Linked DNA regions of Mus musculus: region 1 is linked to region 2. A link is a loop called in an ENCODE intact Hi-C map of the cell type or tissue named here. Cell type or tissue: gastrocnemius. All regions are shown on one strand. Each heading gives the region's core, and the rest is flanking DNA. Links, peaks and the distances in the headings are about the cores only.

Evidence for each region. Hi-C counts contacts between places; a loop is a spot of excess contacts. Peaks named below come from ENCODE experiments on the same cell type or tissue, not always from the same donor. Only the 100,000 strongest peaks of a DNase experiment are listed, where the experiment ranks them.
Region 1: a loop joins it to region 2, with 13 times the contacts of the local background. A loop is called at or near these places in 34 of 42 quality-filtered maps.

Annotation. Positions count from the first base shown.
Region 1 is chr4:95,004,292-95,012,079 of GRCm38, reverse strand. The region is part of intron 2 of Gm12694 (a long non-coding RNA gene); the gene reads right to left. Among named protein-coding and RNA genes, the nearest start is that of Gm12694, 29 kb to the right of the region's middle. In gastrocnemius, for the core only: a CTCF peak has its summit at 3,749 (motif pointing left); a DNase peak (open chromatin) is centred at 3,734; H3K4me3 peaks cover 517 bases; H3K27ac peaks cover 438 bases.
Region 2 is chr4:95,868,903-95,873,902 of GRCm38, reverse strand. The region is part of intron 14 of Fggy (FGGY carbohydrate kinase domain containing); the gene reads right to left. Among named protein-coding and RNA genes, the nearest start is that of Hook1, 96 kb to the left of the region's middle. In gastrocnemius, for the core only: a CTCF peak has its summit at 2,482; a DNase peak (open chromatin) is centred at 2,474; H3K4me3 peaks cover 286 bases; H3K27ac peaks cover 486 bases.

The sequences.
Region 1 (7,788 bases), core at 1,325-6,324, 860 kb after region 2:
CTGGCGTTCCCCTGTACTGGGGCATATAAAGTTTGCAAGTCCAATGGGCCTCTCTTTCCAGTGATGGCCGACTAGGCCATCTTTTGATATATATGCAGCTAGAGTCAAGAGCTCCGGGGTACTGGTTAGTTCATAATGTTGTTCCACCTATAGGGTTGCAGATCCCTTTAGCTCCTTGGCTACTTTCTCTAGCTCCTCCATTGGGAGCCCTGTGATCCATCCATTAGCTGACTGTGAGCATCCACTTCTGTGTTTGCTAGGCCCCGGCATAGTCTCACAAGAGACAGCTACATCTGGGTCTTAGGTACTTTTCTATTGCTGTTATAAGACACCATGACCAACGCAACTAAGAAAAGAAAGTGTTTAATTGGGCTTACAGCTTCAGAGGGTTAGAGTCCGTGATGGCGGAGTGAAGGCCTGGCAGCTGGAACAGCTAAGAGCTCACATCTTTATTCATAAGTAAGAGGCAGAGAGAAAGAGTACTGACAATGGCACAAGTCTGTTTAAACCTCAAAGCCTGATACCAGTGACATACTTTTTCTAACAACACACACCTGCTAATCCTTCCCAAACAGTTCCACCAACAAGGGGGGCAGAACAGGGTATATATTCAAACACATGAGTCTATGGAGCCATTCTCATTCAAACTACCACACAGAATAATTTTGTTATTTACAATTTTCTTTTTTCAAAGTATAATTAATATACATGCATATATCTAGAAAATATGTCAAAGTAGTCTCTAGCTCCATATCTGTCCTTCTCTGATATTGAATACATATGCTTTGTCTAGATCACACAAAAAAAGGAGTCAGGATTATGGTATGACTAGAAACCAGATTGGCTGAGAAATTGAGGTAGGAATAGCTTAAGGAGAAGGAGACTTGGTGAACTGACTTTCATGGCTGTGCTCCCAAAGGGCTTGTGTCCATGTTCAAAAGAAAAAGAAATGTGCTTTATTTCTGGTAACTGTGGTTAAGATCAGCAAGTAGAGGTTCAAGACAAGGAGATCTCATTTACAGACAGAACTTCCTAGCAGTCAGAACTACCCTACTATAGAAAAATGGAAAAGGCTATGTCAAGGGAGTTCCAGACTAGGATGCTATGGTAGTTTGAATGAGAGTGTGACCCAAGAGTATTTGCTTAAGGACTGAAGCTAAAGTTAAAATCAAAAGAGTCTAATTCTATAGGTCAATGCTTCAGAATTCCAGAGCAGTTTTCACTCACACAGACTAATATAGACTCTACTGGATGTAATATAATTACTGGCGTAGGTCTCCCTTCTCGCTAGGGTTGTTGGCCACAGCCCATGAGAGGAAAGGAAGGAGAGTTGACTAACAGGCCCTGTGCGTGCAAACAGTAATAACGACACACTAGGACCAGCTTCAGGAAGACAGATGAACTTTACGTGGAGTGATTCGAGGGTTATATAGTTTGGGGTTAAGAGCATAGGAGTATCCAGGGTGGGTAAAGGTCATTGGCTGAAGGCTAAGGCACTGAGCTGCCTCACTGGCACTGGGGAAGGCACTTCAAGAATCTCAGGTGCTTGCTCTTCAGCTTCTTACCCAGAGAAGGAAACTGAACCTGTAATGTTCTGCAGGCAGATAGAGGTGTGTGGGGGCAGCGGGCAGTGTAGGATGGGGTGGGGGTGTTTAACTTCCCTAATAACGTCAGAGAAGGAGAAGCCCTGGTGACAAAGGGAGTCTGCCATTTTGCACAGAGTGGCAATGGTAGACTTCTACCTTAGCAGGGCAACAGACTGGGACATGACAGGCACTCAATAGAGCCTAGTTCTCTTCTACCCATCTTTAATCTAACTTTAACCTAAACACACCAGTGAGCTAGCACTCACCTTCCAGTGTTGGGCCCTGTGGTACCCTCACCCTCAGCTGGTTACAGTGGGGTAATAACTGTTCTCATGATGAAGTTCTTAGGGGTTCTTAGGAACAAAACATTTTCTTCAAAGGCTCCTCCTACATCTTATTTAACAGAGTTGGGCCAGAGTCTCATCCCTAAGCTTACCAATGGTAAAAGATCAAGCAATTGAATAAAGGAAGAAAAAGGAAAAGGGAAACTGGGGTAAAAAGGAAAAAGGACAAAAAAATGTAATGAATACTGCATAGGTGATAGCTGTGTCCCCTAGACCCATAGTTTTCTATAAACAAACCAAGGCTGAGAAGGGTTTAATTAATATGCCAGAGTCAAGGGTAGGAGTATGGCCATCACAGGAAGTGTGGCTAGCATAGGAAAAGTGGGTCACAGTTGGAGAATGAGGGGCAAGTGAGAGCAGGGTTAAGGACAAGGGTTCTAGCCTGTGTGGCGCTTTGAAGTCATTTTCAACAGGACTGACTACATTAACTTCCTAAAATTCTAGTTCCCAGAAATTAGGAAACTGTGAATATTAAAAATGTTTGTTTGTTTTGTTTTGAATTCTCCAGATGTTTTAATGCAGCACCAAGAGCAGAATCGCTGGTTTAGGAAGACAACAGTTGACAAGTGGAGATTCAATGCTGAAAGCACAGCGCTGTCAGGGAGACATGGTACCTGCCTCTTCTGTTTCCTCCCAAGTGACTGCTACTTCTTGAGGATAGCCAGGTTTTAGTTACTCATGTGACCCAGCACCTGACACCTGATCAGGCAGTTAATGATGGAATGAATGGGTCATTAATGATATACTCACAGAACACCATTTTTATACCACTCCTACAATGCAATCATGCTCCCATTTTACAGATGAGCAAATCAAAACCCTGATATTCTTTATGATCAACGAAAGAAATTGGGAGGCTAAGAAGTCAAACTAGAATTTAGAGAACAGTAGCCACCAAGAATAGGGTCCTGTGGCGGATTGCTTTTCTCCCTTTTCTCCAGGACCCCTTCTCTTTGTACCCCCAAAGCCTCAGATGTTACTGAGTCTGCCTTCCTGGCCTCTTTCATCCTCCTTGGAACCCTAGCCTGCTGGAAAAGAGGAAGAAAGGACTGGAGGTACTAACTAAGGCATATCTGGGGGTCAGGACCAGCCTGTGTCTGAGAATCTGCTGGAGTGGGAACTGACCACAGCCATCCGTACTGGGAGGCCCGGGAGCTGAACACAGCACCTCATTCATGGTGTGACCTTGAGTAAGCAACTCCTTACTTCTCGACTCCAGTGTCATCACGAAGGGTGTGTAGCAGAACATTTGGGTCACATACTCCAGTTCTGAGGTTCAGGTAGATACAGGGGGCTAAATGGGAACTAGTGAGCAGACCAGCATGTGCCTTGTTGAATAATGGTGTGAATTAAATGAGTTCTAGAAGCTGTTGCCATAAGGGCTGGTGGACTTGGCATTGTGAGGATTTTGGGGTTATTTTTTTAAGGATTGTTATTAAATCTATATTTTTTTAATGTGTGATCTTGTGGTTAATCTATCTGCCCAGTAATAACAATAGTAATCAACATGTGTGTGACAAAATAAATAACAACAAAAGCGTACGAAACCAGATTGAGCTTGGTCTCATTTGTGAGACCCCTGTACTAAACTGTCTAAAAGGCCCTTGCAGGACACAGGCCTTTAGCATTTCGGCAATAGCTGGAACTTTTATCCAGGAAGTAAAATCGAAATGGCACCATCCTTATACTCCTAGTACTTTGGTATGCACTTAATTCTGTGATCGCGGGAGAAACATCACCTTCCCAAAAGATCTGTCTGGTTTTAAACGCTAGGCTGACCCCTTCCTAGAGAAACAGTGACCTCTGGTGGAAAATGGCAGCAGAGCAACGCCGCTGTGCTGAGATAATTTAATGCTTAGGCAAACTGACTGTTTTCACTTGAAATAGATTTAATGAAGAATAATAAATAAAACCTAGACACATATGTACAGATGGTTTGATGTATGTTAGGCAAGAGTCAGGCTTTCATGTATACATTTGGGAGTAATTACTCTTAATCTAAAAAAAGAAGTTGAGGATTAGCGAAAGAACGAAAGCATTTGCTAGATTGACTGACAGCAATCTGGAATGGGCAGGCATGGAGAGAAAGCTAGGACTCGGGCAGTGTTCTGAGAATCAGAGACTTGAGTAATTTACTGAAGGTCTCAGTGATTGTTCCCATGCATGCTTTGATGAGTCCCCAACGACTCTCCAAGGCATGGACTATTAATTATCTCCATTTGACGAATAAGGAGCATGCAGAATAGGGACTCTGAGTGACAGAGTCCTTGGCCGTTAAAGGACTTCTGGCTGACTGTGCTGTCTTTTGCACAGTGTTGTGTAAGGTCTTCAGTCGTGTAACTAGAAATGGTGCCGCTGGGTTGCTCCCATGCACTCCAAGCCCTAACCCTGCAAATTACATGCATCTTGAACACCAGTGACTTTCACAGTGGTCATGAAAATCTTGAGTCACATCACAAAACAATGGGTCATCCTTCTTTATTTTTGAGGTCATAAGATAATTACATCTCTCCCTTCCTTTTCCTCCCTTCAAACTCTGCTGTGACCCCTCTGCTCTCCTTCAAACCCATGGCCTCCTTTCCTCTCACTAATTGTTATCACATGCATATATATGTAGACATATATACCTAAATGTAGCCTGTTCAGGCCATATAATGTTACTTGCATGTATGATTTCAGGGCTGACAATCTGGTACAGGAGAGTCAGTTGGTGTGCTCTTCCCTGGGGAAGATCATCTCCCTCTGAAATAGATCATTCTGGAGAAGCTGAAGATCCCATGGATTGGGTGAGAACTATTGTGCAGATTCGTGAGCTCGGCATTTTAATATGAGGTGTAGGATGGTAAATGAAAGTTCAGAAACCACGTCAGGAAGGATTTACTAAGACAGAACTGGGACCCATTACCAGGAGGGGAAAACTCAAGGAACATGCATTCAGTCCTTCCCTTGTGTGTTCATTGATGTTTACAGTGTTTGCTTATGTGCAGCCCTGTGTCAGGATTCCAGTGTTTACGTGTGTGGGGGCTTGTGTCCGGTGTGGAGGAGACAGCGATGCAGACATTACATGTGGTCTCATTAAACCTCATATAGAGAGGGTCAGAGAATAGCAGAAGTGTCTCATGGAGAATTATCTGTTCTCAGCAGGTTCATACAGAAGGACAGAACTCAAATGGACTGGAAGGGGTTGGCTGAACCGTGTGTGACACTGCGCTAGCACTGTCTGCTTAGAGACTAAAAGTCAGTGGGAAGCTTTCAGTGAGACTGAAAGTGGTGTTGGGTTGTGGTGGGACTTAACCCTCTTTCTACCCTTTGGGCCCAGAGTTCACTAGAAAGACTAACAATTGATATCGCCTCTCAGTTTTAGATAAGGACAGACAAAATTACAGCCATTGGTCTTTTGTTTTCTTTCTTGATCTTTTCTTTGTCTCTCAGTGATATTGTGGCCTTTTTTTTCCTTTTTTTTTTTTAATTTTCTTTTCTTTCTTTCTTTTTTTTTTTTTTTCTTCTTTTCTTTTTTTGAGACAGGGTTTCTCTGTGTAGCCCTGGCTGTCCTGGAACTCACTCTGTAGACCAGACTGGCCTTGAACTCAGAAATCCGCCTGCCTCTGCCTCCCAAGTGCTGGGATTAAAGGCGTGTGCCACCACGCCCGGCCTTTGTGGCCTTTTCTCTTCTGGTCACACAAGGTTCCTACAAACTTCGTCTTTTAACCATAAACTGTAAAGGACTGACATCAGAAATCTTGGGGGCAGGACACGAGCATTTTCTTTCCTATCACGTGTGGTGCTAGGGGTTGAGCCAGGGGCCTCATACGTGATGGGCGAGCATCCTGCCACTGACATGCATCCCCCCAGAATTTTTGTTCTTTACTTAAAAAAAAATTTGAACAGGGTGTTGCCAACTTGTCCAGACTGACCTTACACTCACCCTGTAAACCAAACAGCTTGAATGCACATGAAGCCCTGATAGGCATTGAACTTCTGATCCTTCTGATTCACTCAGGAGCTGGAACTACAGTCCTGCACTACCAGGCCTTGCTGGATCTTTCAAAGGTCCATCGTGAGACTTTCATTTCCATTGTAGATAACTGAAAAGCACAAAATAAGCTATAACAGCGTAGAAGGGCATCACCCAAATGACCATCACTGACATTATTTCCTACATTTGATTCCTCTGATTATAATTTATTTTATTTTTAAATACATATGATCAAGCCAAACCCTGCTATTTCATTTATGATTACTCAAAAGACATAGTTATATCAAGATCTTTATTACAACCATATTTAATCATATAGCTATTATATTATACTGAATAAATGCATCATACTTTATCTTTTCTCATATCTTGGACATTTCCAATATTTTGGTAGTATAAACAATGCTCAAATCTAAAACTTTCTATAAATATTTCAAATGTAAACAAATGTTGTGCACAAAGATGTTGGTTGTGACCTTTAATTTTCTACCTATCCCCTACCCCCAACATGCTCATGTCCTCTTGATCTTTATTGCACAATCCCAAGTCTCATGACGTGGCCTGAGCCATTCACTCTCTGGAATACTCATGAACTCCACTCATCTTTCTTAAAAGACGATCTTAAAAGCAAGCTCCATTGTTCTTTGCTTAGGACTGCTCCCTTCTCTGCTCTCTAAGACTTCTCGTCCTGGTCTCACCACCATTCTCTCTAATTGCTCTGTTAGATTGAGCAAAGCAAACATTTGGTTAATCATTTGGAAAATTGGTCATCACACTGCTGGCTGACTGGTATAATGGAGGTGGTCTAGTGTCAGAGCTAAAATCATTACTGAAGATAACACAGTTACTCATGCGTGTGTGTACAACCCGTCTACACGCTACCCTGTAAAGTCATTCTTTTTTTCTGTTTTTCTTTTTTTTTCTTTTTTTTTTTCTGGATGAATGTTCTTTGTTCTTGTAGGTTATAGCAAAGAAAGAACCCAGAGTCTAGGGCCCATTCTAATTCCACTCCCATATTCTACTAGATTTGGAGCAAAACTCTATGCTGGGCATCAAGTTGAGCTCTGAAAGTATACAACCAACCTAACAAGAAAGAGAGAGAGAGAGAGAGAGAGAGAGAGAGAGAGAGAGAGAGAGAGAGAGAGAGAGAGATTTGTATACAGAAGGCAAGCACACTAACAGAAAAGTGAAACAACCTGTATATGCATATGCCTATATGGCTACATAGGGTATTGGTTTAGGGAAATAAGGAATTAAACAAGACAAATGGTCCATATTGAAGAGACAGAAGAAACTGAGTGGAAGGGGAAGGGCAGAATTGAAATATGGAGGAGTATTTGAAGGTCAACAGATTGTCCCTGGGTGGAGCAGAGAGGAATGTATCAACCAGATAGCACAGAAAGGGACCTCCTTCAGGCATCAGAGTCATGCCATTGGGTGATATGAAGGTCAAAGTAAATAAGTCAAAAAATATGTGAAAACATGTAAAAAAAAAAGTTTAGGGTTATGGCCAAACTCACCTGCACCCAGCTAAAGGCAACTGCGCTACATCACAGCCCAGAATCACCAGTGCTTGTCTAAGGTCTCCCTGTAGCATGGACATTTGAAGTCCAGGAAACTACATCTTGCAAAATTTATATTCCCAGCATGCATTCATTTCCTAGAACTGCCATGACAAAATACCACAAGTTGTCCAATTAAGCAACAGGAATTTATTTTCCCACCGTCCTGGAGGCTAGAAGATGTAGATTAAAGGGTTAGCAGGGTGACTTCTTCTGACGCTTCTCTTCTCCTGTGCAAGAAGTCCTGCCTTCCATGCCATAGTCTAGAATGACACCGTATTTCTGGACTAAGGCCCACCTGACTCATTTCTTGCTACCTG
Region 2 (5,000 bases), core at 1-5,000:
TGACAAGCTTCTGCTTTCTCAATCTGTAGTTTCTACTTACACACAGAAGGACAAACAGAGCCAATGGACATTTAGGCTTGGGTATGTCCAGATCCAGTGACCCAGTCATCCCTGGAATATGATCAATATTTGCTATGGTCTCCCATCACCACACTGTACCATTTACTCGGTAAGCAGCTGTTGTAAAAAGATATGGGTTTCCTCAGGAGTCTACCCAGGGGGAAATGATGGGCAAGACTGGAGAAAGTGGTCTCTCCGTCAACTAACAAAGCTACTCTTGATTCATATGTATCTTTATTATATCAGCTGCCCCTGCACCATATTAGTGGGGAAAAGTATTCATTTATTTATCCACATTTATATAAGATATACAACGGGACTTGTCTCTAAGTTCATGCATCCACTGCTTCTGAGCTTTAAAAGTCTGCCCCTGGCCCTCTACCTCATTCCCCGAACAGCCATACATATGTTCGCCTCTGTTTTTGAAGTCCTAGTTCAACTGTCAGTTCCCTTGAAATATTTTCTCAGACTTCAAGACTAGGAGTTTAGCACACTATTATCACTGCCTGTTTCATGGTATTTCTTCTCTACGATGCTGGCAAAAACTTGAAACAAAACAAAACACCATTGCTGAGCCTGTCCACTCCAGGATTGACTCTGTGAAGAGAATAGGCCTAACACAGATGGCTGCCCATGAAGAAGTGTATACTGAATAAGAGAATGAGAGAAAGAAAGGAGACGGAGAAGTTGGCATTCAGACCAGAGACACAGACTTACAAACCATGTCTGGAGAAGAATGTGACCCAGGGTCCACCTGGGCTCTCAGGTGCTCAGCGTGCCTAAGTCTGCAGGACTTCATTATACCTCACGTTCATCTTACTCTCGATTCATAGGGTAGGGGCGAATGTGTATTGGAAGCAATGTCTTAGGCCAATTCTCTCAACTGCATGCTTTCCCCTACATCCCCTTTCTTGACTATATCACAGAACACTACCATTCTAAATCATGGTCAATGTCTGGGGCATAAGACTTCGTCAAAGGGCTGAAAGGGAAGAGAGTACACATCTCTCCCCGCACCAGCATGCCCCAGCCTCCATGGGTTTTGTTTGTTCTATAGACTCATCAATATACTGTCACCACAGAGCCTTTGTCTTCTCTGCCACTGAGGGTTCCTGCCAAGCATCCTTCATTAGGATGGTGACTCCCATTGCTCTTATCATCAGCTTTGCATATCCTCTCTCCCTAACCTGTCTTTGCTCTTTTCATTGCTTCATTTTCTCTTACTTCATTGCCTGCTTCTTGGGCAGTGGAATGTAAGCTCTGTGGCTGATGACATTCAGAGCACAGAAAGCTGGTGCCAGAAGGTAAAGGAGATACCGGAGTTTTGAGTAGAGCTGGGTAGAGAGACTAAGGACAGTGACACTGACTTCAAAACATTTAAAGACCTGATGATAGCCCTTCCTGCCCATAATTCATTACAATCCTATGACCGAGCATGTTGACATTGTTCTTTTGCAATGCATAAACACTTCATCAACATGTGTGGAACAACCATAATAGTAGTTCCTGACCCTTGCTATGGAACTTACATGGGTTGTTTCATGTAAAGCGATTAGAAGAGTGTCCAGCATGCAAACAGCATCAGAAGCAGCATCTGCCACACCGCTGTGTGCACAGATATGGTGGGTTTGTGTGTTCTGCTTCTGTGAATTATATATGGCGTGTATTGCACGTATTTTTGGTTTTTAAAACAAAGCTTGAAATTTCTACAATGAACGATGTGAAACATGTGCTCCCTATTTTAAATTCAAAGTAGGCAGTGTTGAACATTTTATAGGGATTGTTTTCAGTGTTTATGTAGTCAGAAACTTTTAATATGTTTGTAATAGGCATATACGACTTTTTAATCAAAGATTTAAAAGTTTTAAGACATGTAAGCGGGGAGGCGCAAGTTAAGAGCTCAAAATCTGGAACCGATGAAAATATGCTAATGGGGAGAATGATTGGCTAAAAGTCCCAAACACAACTTCTTAGGGGTAAATATGAGTCAAAAGAACTAGATGGAAGGAAGAGAGGACTGGAGATATGAGAAACAAGAAATCACAGCAGTTGCAACACCAGCAAATAGCCATTTCTCTGTAGGCTGCAGGGAATGCCTGTGGCAAAGGCTGGGACAGTGCACACACTGCTGCAATAAGAGGAACAGTTATACACAGCAGGGGTGTACAATGGTATTTCACTAATAACTTTGAAAGTTTGCTGGGGTGGTATGTGTGACCCCTCTCCTCCCCATCTGTCCTGTCCTTCGTTACTTCCCTTCTTTGTACCAAATGAGAAGCCTACTAGACGGAACTGCAATTTTGTCTTGTCCAGACTCAATTATTCCTTCAACTTCAAGAAACTAGATATTTTTTATTCCAAAGGAGGAATGGGATTGCTTTAGAAAGACAGCATTTAGCAGCCCTTGCAATGTTCATTAGTGCCACTGGGTGTCACTATTGCAAAACCAACAAAAAAACCAACCATTAAAAGGAAAAGTAACAACATTTAACTCAAGACACTACGAGAGTGATACCGGATCCAAAAGCAGACACTATATTGCAGAAGGTAGAAACAACTCATTTCTCTATGGCGATTATTAATTTCCGCCTTAATTCAATGGCTCACCCTAAGAAGAAATGACATTTCATTTCCCATTTGCAGATGTTGTTTTCTTTTCTTAAAACATTCCCATTTATTCACTAAGATGAAATCCACACAGAAAGTTTGCAGTACCAGTCGCTTTGTAATCACACTGTCTTCACCGGAGAAAGAAGCTTCCAGAATGAAAACACAAGAGAGTGAAGGAGGCCTGGCTGGGAGGAAAATAAATGCAGCTAACATTAGCTTGCTACTCACCTCAAAGCCATAATCTTATTAAATATATTTAAACATGGTTTTCATTTAGATTTGGCAGCTTGATTAATAGGGATGTATTAAATAATACCTGGCTGTTAAGGGTATATTTAGAAGTCACTGCCATGTAAAGCACACAACGTGCATAATCCAGCTTCATTATTACTTAAGGCTTCTCTGTTCTCTTGGCTGTGGGCACACACATATTAAACATTTAGCATGCACACTCAATGCGTGTTCAGCCCTTTTAAAAAGGCTTTCTGTTTAAACAGAAACATGCAATGGAAAATGAACTCAACTCTAAGAGAAAGGTAACGGATGCTTCCCTTTGCGGACCACTGTCCTGTTATCCAAAGAAAGGAGAGGGGAAGGTCCGGAGCAGTAGCTCAAGTAGCCAGCCTTAAAAAGATGCTCGGCTCCACAGAACCAAGGAAGGGTTCTGTATCCGAAATTTTTTCTTTATCAAAGCTGAGGTCAGTGAATGGCACCTGAACCACGAGGTAGTAAAGGAAGTAGAGGGGATGTGTTAGTGGTCAACAGAGGTGGGGGGGGGGGATGGATCGGTACTGTCCTGGGAATAATACTAGCCAGTAAACAAGGATAGGGACTGTAAGGAGGGATTGCTCTTAATGGCCAGGGAGACAGACAGAGAGAGAGAGAGAGAGAGAGAGAGAGAGAGAGAGAGAGAGAGAGAGAGAGAGAGAGAGAGAAAGACACCTCTAGTCAAAGTGGTTTATCTGCTTGTTTGTTTGTTGATAGTCTCCCTCCTGCACATTTTCTTTTTTGAGACAAGAACTCATTTTGTAGCCCAGGCTAGCCTCAAACTCCATCTGTATCCAAGGCTGACCTTGATTCATGCTGATCCTTCAGGCAAGGCCTCCTGCATGTTACCACACCTAGCGCTGCTGAGTGTTTTTATAGGGGGAAAAAAAAAGGGCTATCTCTGGCCTGCAGAACCCGCTTGGTCAGTTGGCATATTCTGCTGCCCTCTGTGAGTTTGCTTAGTAAGTCTTATATTGGAAGAAGACATTTGAGTGATCTGAATGTCACACATGGTCATATTCTGCTGCTTCAGAACAACCCAGGCAAACATGTAATCATGCCACCGCACTGTTTAGGAGACCATGTTTAAACCAGATAGGTACAGAAAACTGTCAACAATTCAAAACAATTTTTTTTTAAAAAGGACAAGTTTTAAAGTGAAGGTCTTAGTTTATCCTGTCCCTCAAAGAACTGCCTCAGACGCTCACCTGGGCATTTTGGAGTTGGGCTAGAAACAAGGCTACCCAAGGCAACACCTCACCTTTCAGACCTGTAACCTCAAACTTCCCCAAGGCTGAACGGAGGCTCGGAGCAGCAGCTAAAGAGAAATTGGGGTCCCGGTGGAAAGCACAGCATGAAATTCTATTCGTTGTCTGTGTTAGTCATATATGAGACTAGAAGGGGAGTCTGAATTCTCAGGTCCCAGGTCCCACTGCTGCTGAGTTTTACCACCAGGCCATTTGTCTCTGCCACTAGAAAGAAGTGGCTCTAATGAGAAGCTCAGTAACATCTTCATTTGTGACAGTCATAATGGGGGCACACAGAAGATCAGAAGGAGGAAGGAATTCCAACACATACTACAACATAGATGGATCTGGAACACATTGTTATGCTAGAAAGAAGCCAGTCACCCAAAGGCAAATGCTATTTAATGCTGCTTATACAATGTGGTTAGAGCTGTTGAAATTAGGTATATGCTGGTCAGGAGCTGTGGGAGCGGCTATGGAAGGGGCTATGCAGAATTACTGTTTCATGGGTCCAGAGTTTAGGCCCACGTGTTGAAAAGAGTTCTGGAAACTGATGGTGCTGACAGTCGCACAGGATTGTGACTGAGCCCCACTCCGTGAAACAGGAACACTCAGAAAGGGGTAAAGGGTTAAAATGCTGAATGATAGACCATATCCATTTTACCCCAACTAAATAGGAAAAAAAGAGCACAACTCAGACCACCTCCCACAGTGGTTATCTGTATTATTTTCTTCCGCATACAATGTAAAGCACAGCCTTCAATGTCTTTATATTTTTCAAAGTATAAGGGCTTCTAAAGTCCTCCCAGGGTATTT